2 separate regions of the Homo sapiens genome follow, and region 1 is linked to region 2. Evidence: read pairs that join two places in POLR2A ChIA-PET (ENCODE). Cell type or tissue: HepG2. All regions are shown on one strand.

Evidence for each region. ChIA-PET counts read pairs that join two places held together with the same protein. Peaks named below come from ENCODE experiments on the same cell type or tissue, not always from the same donor. Only the 100,000 strongest peaks of a DNase experiment are listed, where the experiment ranks them.
Region 1: POLR2A ChIA-PET joins it to region 2 with 5 read pairs; 3 of 35 experiments call an interaction of 5 or more read pairs at or near these places.

What each region holds. Positions count from the first base shown.
Region 1 is chr18:11,792,713-11,796,712 of GRCh38, forward strand. The region is part of intron 4 of GNAL (G protein subunit alpha L); the gene reads left to right. Among named protein-coding and RNA genes, the nearest start is that of CHMP1B, 57 kb to the right of the region's middle. RefSeq lists a silencer at 3,552-3,688. In HepG2, no CTCF peak of the experiment used is centred here; no DNase peak of the experiment used is centred here.
Region 2 is chr18:11,992,319-11,996,318 of GRCh38, forward strand. The region is part of intron 1 of IMPA2 (inositol monophosphatase 2); the gene reads left to right. Among named protein-coding and RNA genes, the nearest start is that of IMPA2, 13 kb to the left of the region's middle. RefSeq lists an enhancer at 3,492-3,541. In HepG2, a CTCF peak has its summit at 3,279 (motif pointing left); DNase peaks (open chromatin) are centred at 2,233, 2,663 and 3,283; H3K4me3 peaks cover 368 bases.

The DNA of each region.
Region 1 (4,000 bases), 200 kb before region 2:
GAATGATTGATCAATTGTTGGCACTGAGGGAATACTTGGGCATTGATTATAAGATTTGAAGGAGAGGGTAATTCTTGTCTTAAAGTGTCTTTGGCAAACTACCAACCTGGTGACATGGTGATGCAACTTCCATATGACAGAGGACACTACCAAATCCCTTAGTAACTTTAGGTATGTTTATATAGTTGGACTTGTTATATTATTGAATAGTGTCATTTTCCAATAAAAAGTTGTGGAAATTTGAGAAATAATCTAGATTGAACTAATTCTAAGAGACATATATAACTTTACTCCATATGCAAAAATTAAATCAAAGTAGATCAATCACCTAAATATAGGAGCTAAGACTATATGTAGGGGTAAATCTTCATGATCTTGGATTTGGCAGTGATTTCTTGGATATGACATCAAAAGCTTGAGCAACAAAGGAAAAAAATAGGTAAATTGGACTTCATCAAAATTTTAAAATTTGTGCATCAAAGGACATAAGAAAGCAAAAAGACAATCCACAGAATGAGATAAATATTTGTAAACTGTGTATCTGATAAGGGTCTAGTAACCAGAATATATAAAGAATTTTTGCTTGGGTGCAGTGGCTCATGCCTTTAATCTCAGCATTTTGGGAGGCTGAGGTGGGAGGATCTCTTGAGCCCAGGAGTTTGAGACCAGCCTTGACAACAATTGAGACTCCCATCTCTTACAAGACAATTTATTTTTTAATTATCCAGGCCTGGTGGCATGCACCTGTAGTTCCAGCTACTTGGGGGGCTGAGGCAGGAGGATCACTTGAGTCCACAAATTCAAGGCTGCAGTGAGCTATGATTGTGCCACCACATTGCAGCCTGAACAATAGAGCAAGATCCTGTCTCTAAAAAAATAAAAATCTACAACTCAACGACAAAAAGACAAATAATTTAAAAATGGACAAAGGGGCCAGGCGCAGTGGCTCACGCCTGTAATCCCAACACTTTGGGAGGCTGAGTCAGGCAGATCACAAGGTCAGGAGATCGAGACCATCCTGGCCAACATGGCGAAACTGTGCCTCTACTAAAAATAAAAAATTAGCTGGGCGTGGTGGCACGTGCCTGTGATCCCAGCTACTTGGGAGGCTGAGGCTGGAGCGGGAGTCAGAGGTTGCAGTGAGCCGAGATTGCACGCCACTGCACTCCAGCCTGGCGACAGTGAGACTCCATCTCGGGAAAAAAAAAAAAAAAAAAGGACAAAGGACTTGCTTAGCATTTATCCAGAGAATATATGCAAATGGCCAATAAGCACATGAAAAGATGTTCAACATCTGTTGTCATTAGGGCAACACAAATCAAAACCACAATGGGGTGCCACTTCACACCCACTAGAATTCTATAATTAACACACACACAGAAAATAACAAGTGTTGGAAAGGATGTCAAGAAATTGGAACCCTCATGCATTGCTGCTGGAAGTGCAGAATGGTGTAGCCACTGTGGAAAACAGTTTGGTTGTTTCTCAAAAGCTGAAACATAGTACTACCAAATGAACCAGCAATCCCAAAATCACTGAAAGCAGAGGATCAAACGTATCTCACATTAATGTTGATAGCAGCACTATTCACAATAGCCAAAGGGTGGAAACAACCCAATGTTCATCAACAGATGAATGGATAAACAAAATGTCTTCTATCCGTGCAAGGGAATATTACTCAGCCATCAAAAGGAACGAAGTTCTGATACTTGCCACAGCATGGATGAACCTTGAAAACAGTATGCTAAGTGACAGAAGCTAGATGTGAAAGGCCACATATTGTAATTCCAAGCATATGAAATGTCCAGAATAGGCAAATGTATAGAGACAGAAAGCAAATTGGTAGTTGCCAGGTGTTGGAGGGAAGAGGGAATGAGGAGTGACCACCTGGTGGGCACAGGATTTCCTTTTGGACTGATGAAAATGCCTTTCAACTAGAGGGGCAGTTACACAACGCTGTAAATACACTAACACCACTGAGTTGCACACTTTTAAATGGTTACTTTTATGTTATGTGAATTTCACTTCAATTAAAAACACACAGGTTAAAAAAAAAAAAAAAAAAAAAAAAAGGACAGGCCAGCCCAGTGGCTCACGCCTGTAATCCCAGCACTTTGTTTTTTGTTTGTTTGTTTGTTTGTTGTTTTTGAGACAGAGTCTCGTTCTGTCACCCAGGCTGGAGTGCAGTGGCGCGATCTTAGCTCACTGCAACCTCTGCCTCCGAGGTTCAAGCGATTCTCCTGCCTCAGCCTCCTGAGTAGCTGGGATTACCGGCGCCTGCCATCATGCCTGCCTAATTTTTGTATTTTTAGTAGAGACAGCGTTTTTCCATGTTGACCAGGCTGGTCTTGAACTGCTGACCTCAGGTGATCTGCCCATCTCAACCTCCCAAAGTGCTGGGATTACAGGTGTGAGCTACCCTGCCCAGCCTAATCCCAGCACTTTGGGAGCTGGAGGCAGCTGGATCACTTGAGTCCAGGAGTTCAAGACCAACCTGGCCAACATGGCAAAACCCCACCTCTACAAAAATTACAATAAATTAACCAGGCATGATAGCATGCACCTGTAGTCCCAGCTACTCAGGAGGCTGAGGCAGGAGGATCACCTGAGCCAGGGAGGTTGAGGACGCAGTGAGCTCACTACACACCAGCCTGGGTAACAGAGTGAGACCCTGTCTCAAAAAAAAAAAAAAAAAAAATGAACAGGCATTTAACAACATTTGTACTATCATTAGGAAAAAATAGCTTTCTTAAATTCCTGCTTATTGAAAAATAGATTGAAATAATTTATAAATATTGCAGTGTCACCAAATATCCTTCATTGATAAACTACAGATTTAAGGATGGCGACAGAAGAGCAGATGTAGTGAAAGGCTTTGTACTTAGTGTAAATGCCATTATGAGAGAAGTTCAGCTGAGACCTGTTTTAAATAGTCACTTGCTTAGATACTGAGCATGATTCTGTGTGAGGCGTCAGTCTGTGTGTCTGGCCATGTGGCTGTGTCACCAAGCTGCAGGACAGCAGGACTCTGCTGCCATCCAGGCCTCTGGTTCCTCCAGAGGTCCCTTGGCTGAGAAGAGCTCCCTGTGTTGAAGGTCTGGATGTCGCCTGGGTTCTGCAGGTCTCATCAGACTCCACTAAGAATGAAAACAACCTTCTCCAAGGAGAAATGGCCTTGCCATGGGTTAAGAGTAAAAAATTCCCATCTCACCAGCTCCAGGTGATTGGGGATAGAGCGTTCCTAGACAGTAATAGCTGATCCCTCCCAGGAATGGAGGACCCAGTTATGAGGTTCATCAAAGCTGGGGTCAGCTAACGGACACCAAGTATTCGCCCGGAAGGAGAATGCTATGGCACTGGAGGAAAGTAACCATCCCTCCTTAACCCATTCATTAACTTTATATACACAAACCACAAATTTACAGAATGGCATAGTAAGCAGGAAGCCAGTGAAAGGTGATCCCAGGCCACCAACACCACCAACAATGTGTGGTTTAATATGACAGTTGGACATGCTTGTTATAAGATTTTTTCATTTTTAAGACTGAAAAGTGCAACAAAGGAAGATAAAACCTTTCCACTGGGCCGGGCGCAGTGGCTCACGCCTGTAATCCCAGCACTTTGGGAGGCTGAGGCGGGCGGATCACGAGGTCGGGAGATCGGGACCATCCTGGCTAACACGGTGAAACCCCGTCTCTACTAAAAATACAAAACAAAATTAGCCAGGCGTGGTGGCGGGCGCCTGTAGTCCCAGCTACTGGGGAGGCAGGAGAATGGTATGAACCCGGGAGGCGGAGCTTGCAGTGAGCCAAGATCGAGCCACTGCACTCCAGCCTGGGTGACAGAGCGAGACTCCTTCTCACAAAAAAAAAAAAAAAAAAAACAAAACACGCAACCTTTCCATTGTCCCATCCCCCAGAGATAAGCACTGCAAACATTCGGTGATATCCTGCCAGTGTCATAGAAACAGGTATAACCATTTTAATTAAATTAGGATCTC
Region 2 (4,000 bases):
ACACATCTCCTATTGAAACTGCACTCTGGCAAGGCTCCGGCGTGCTGCTCTGTGGATGATGCACAGGGCCTGGGTTCCAGAGCACATGCCAGCTGCCCTGCAGTGACTGGCATAAAGGTCGGATGGGGACAGGAGCACAAGAACAAGATGGGGTGAGACAGGAAAGATAGTTGGACGTCTCCATGAATATGTTAGCCTAGGATGTCTCTGAAGCTGGTTGATGGTGACCTTTCCTTTTAGATTTGAAATTCAGGCTTCAGTGACTTCAGGCCCATATTTTATATGTTATACATTAACAGAATGCTACTGGAAGGAGAGACCCGAGCCAGGGGGGTCTGTGAAGTGCATGCTTAGTTAGCGAGTAGCTGAAAAACATTAATTAAAAACCAGGATACCTAACTCATTGCTGGTGGAGTGAGAGTGTTTAAAATCTCTAAGACTGAGGGAAAATAGCCGTGGTAAAGGGGTTCAGCGGGACCTTACCTGGCAACCCCATGTGCTCCCTCGCCCTGTGGACGTGATCCTGGCTAAAGGGCAGGGCTGTTTGAGTCTCGCTTACTGATTTTAGAAATACAGCACTTTTCCTCACTTTTTCTCTTAGCATAGGACAATTCGTGAATTAAACTTTTCTTAACCTAGTATTTTAGCATCCTATTTGCAACGTGTACATTGTATGTACGGTAGGTTCTTATTTTTTGTAACAATACAAAAATTAGCTGAAAAAGTCATTAGATTTTCTCAGATACATGTTCTCACAACTGATACTGGTGAGGTTCTGTGTGTAAATAAGTTTGTGGACCAAGACCTTTTCATACAATACCTCATGTGATTCCTAAAACAACCCAATGTGTTAGATACACTGTTATTACAGAAGAGGAAATGAAGGCCATGAGAACCCATATAGAATTTGAATTTAGAGCTGTCTGATTCTGGAGTGTACTTTATCCCTCTCTACTCCCACTGATGTTATGAAACTGCTGAAAACAAGAATTACATCCTGGAAGGGAATTTTTCATACCCATCTTCATGAAGAGCTACAGGACAAGGCTTCTGACTTTTTTTAGGTTAGCTTAGTGTCATTGTCTGTTGGTGACTGAAGGAAGCTAGCTGGCGCAGCCCCCATGTGTGCAAGGCCCCCGAGTACACCTGATAGAGCCCTATCTGGTGTATATGGGTGCATGTCGCTGGCATCAGCACCCTGCCGGGGTGAGGGTAGTTCCTGGAGCTACTGGGATGAAATGCAGAGCTCCCAACCTGGAGGAGTGCATGGCCCAGTGGAGGAGACAGGGCAGTGACCAAGTACAGTGGACTGTGCAGTAGCTGACCCAGGAAGAGGGGCCTCAGCCAGGGCAGTGGGCGGACGGCCACACGGGCGACCTCCTGGAGCAGCTGTGCTGGAGTAGATGGAGGCTGAGAGCACAGACAGGCAGAAGGTGGCCAGGGATGTCATTGCAGGCACAAGGGATCGTGTCCAAAGACATGGAGGTACAGGAGGGAGGACACTCGAGGGGGCTTGAGCCTGGCATGGGGCATGCTGCCCTGGCTGGGTGTGAAGGGCCTTGCACACCTGATGCAAGACAGCAGCCCGATTGTGAGGCCAGGTCTAGTGGAAGAGGCTGGCCACAGGGTCACCTGCCCTGCTGGTAGGAGGTACAGGCATGTTCGAGCCCCATGGCCTTCCTTATGACACACTCACAAAGAAAGTCATCAGAGAAACTGCAATAATAAATATTAATAAAAGCAGAAAACAGTTAATATTTTAAAAGATTATGAAGGCTAGGTGTAGTGGCTCACGTCTTAATCCCAGCACTTTGGGAGGCCGAGGCGGGAGGATCACTTGAGGCCTGGAGTTTGAGACCAGCCTTGGCAATATTGTGAGACCTCAGCTCTACAAAATAAAAATAAAAATGATCCGGGTGTGGTGGTGCGTGCTTGTAGTTGCAGCTACTGGGGAGGCTGAGGCGGGAGGATTGCTTGAGTTCAGGAGGTCAAGACTACAGTGAGCCAAGATTGCGCTACTGCACTCCATCTGGGGCAACAGAGAGAGACCCTGTCTCAAGAGAAAAATAACAACAGAGCATAACACAACACAGCATCCTGCCTCTGAATCCACTCTTCCCACTCTGTAACCCATGACTCGGCCCTGTTTTCCTGGCGGACACACCCAGATTGCAGCATTCTCCAAGCTGCCCCAAGGGCCCCCAGCACCCGCCTCCTCCACACACACAGCTGTGTATGTTTTGAATGTGGAAAACTGAGTGTATAAATACCAGTGAGCTTCGATAAGGTGACACAAAAGGACATATTACAAAATCTTCTAGCATTTAGTTAACTGTGAGCTCAGTGTGCAGCAGCCAAGGACTCTTTATGCATTCACTCAGCAGGTGTTCCTGGAGACCCCCATGAGGCAGCCCCCATGCAGGGTGCACCATGGCCTGTTGGAGGTGGACAGAGACAGAGAGGGTAGGGTTCCTTACCCAGGCTGGTTGAGCAGACACATGGAGTGATAAGTGCTGTGGGTGCCAGTTGGTGGCTTGTGTAAGTGCTGTAGTCACAGTTGGGTGAGTGCCCCTCTGCCCGCAGAAGCTGGAGGCTCCTCATGTGGAAGGTGATGTTTGAACTGAGTCATGAAGGAGGAGGACAGTGGGCTGGCTGAGGCGGTTCCATCAGGAGACTCCAGGGTTAATGATTCCATGTGACAGGGCCATGGCATTCTCAGAGCTCGGAGGGGAGGGGAGGGGAGCTGAGAAAGGGGTCGGGAAAGGCCCGCAGCTGCTGAGTGGATGGTTTGTTTGGTTTCTTCACAGAGGCCAGTAAGAGGAGCAGGGGAAGTCTAGTTAGTAAGAGGTATGGGGTGGGGTGGTCTGCTCCACAAAGTCATCCAGGGATCCAGCTTTGTCCTCCCTCATTGCTCCGAGGTGTTTCTTCCTGCATGGGCAGCACCACACCTACTTTGTAGCCTGTGGTGAGGGGGAATGGGACACGAGGAAGTGCAAGGCAGTATCCTTTTGAGGATGTGACTCGGAAGTTGCAGGTCTTGCTTTCAGTCCCATCCTCTGGGGCAGAACTTGGTGCTGAGGCCACACGTATCCGCGTGGTGTGCAGATTGCAAGGCAGCTCTGTGCTTGCTCCAACTTGGAGGTTCTGTTCCTAAAAGGAAGAAGGGGAGACTGGACGTTTGGGGTCAAATGGTCTCTGCTACAAGGGCAAATCTGGAAGCTATTTTATGCTCCCTTCAGGGGTTTTGACTTTATCCACATAGTGACAGGGCGCCACCAAGTGCTCTGCTGGGGAGACGCATGGTCACCGTGACCATGTTTTAGGAAGTGCGTCTGGCTGTGCCGGGAGAGTGGGTCTGAGTGCAGGAAGCAGATCTGGTCTAGCTCCAGGAGGTGGGACTTGTGGATGGAAGCACTGGATCTTTTCAACAGGGCAACCAGAAAAACAGCCAGACAGAAGGACCTGGGTGGTCAGCACTCACACAGACACTAGTGTTCCCGTTTGGAAAAATGTTACAGTCTATTCAAGCAGCCCAATGTGTGTTTTATTCATTCTTTCAAAGAACTCTGTGTACCTGCTGTATGTGTATCTGCTGAATGCCAGGGAGCATTCCTGATGCTAGGGGTACAGAAGGGAAGCAGAAAGAGCTCTGCCCTCAGAAGCCTCTGCCTAGGAGAGACAAACAGTCAACAACAAAACAGACAGGAAGGACGAAGGGAAGTAGAAAGAGCTCTGCCCTCTGAGCTCCTGCCTGGGAGAGACAGTCAAAAACAAAACCGACAGGAAGGATGGTTTCAGATGGGATATGGTAAGTTGTAGAAGGATCAGAAAACAGGAAGTCCTTGGGGGCAGAAACAGATTTGGTTAGGATCAGTGAGAAAACCCCAGAGCACAGCAGGAGAGCAACTTGGGGCTGACCTGTCGGAGGTGAGCTGTGAAGGGCTCGCCCTGGGATTTGGGATTTGGAGTTTCCCAAGGGCCCTGGGGTTTGGGATGTGTT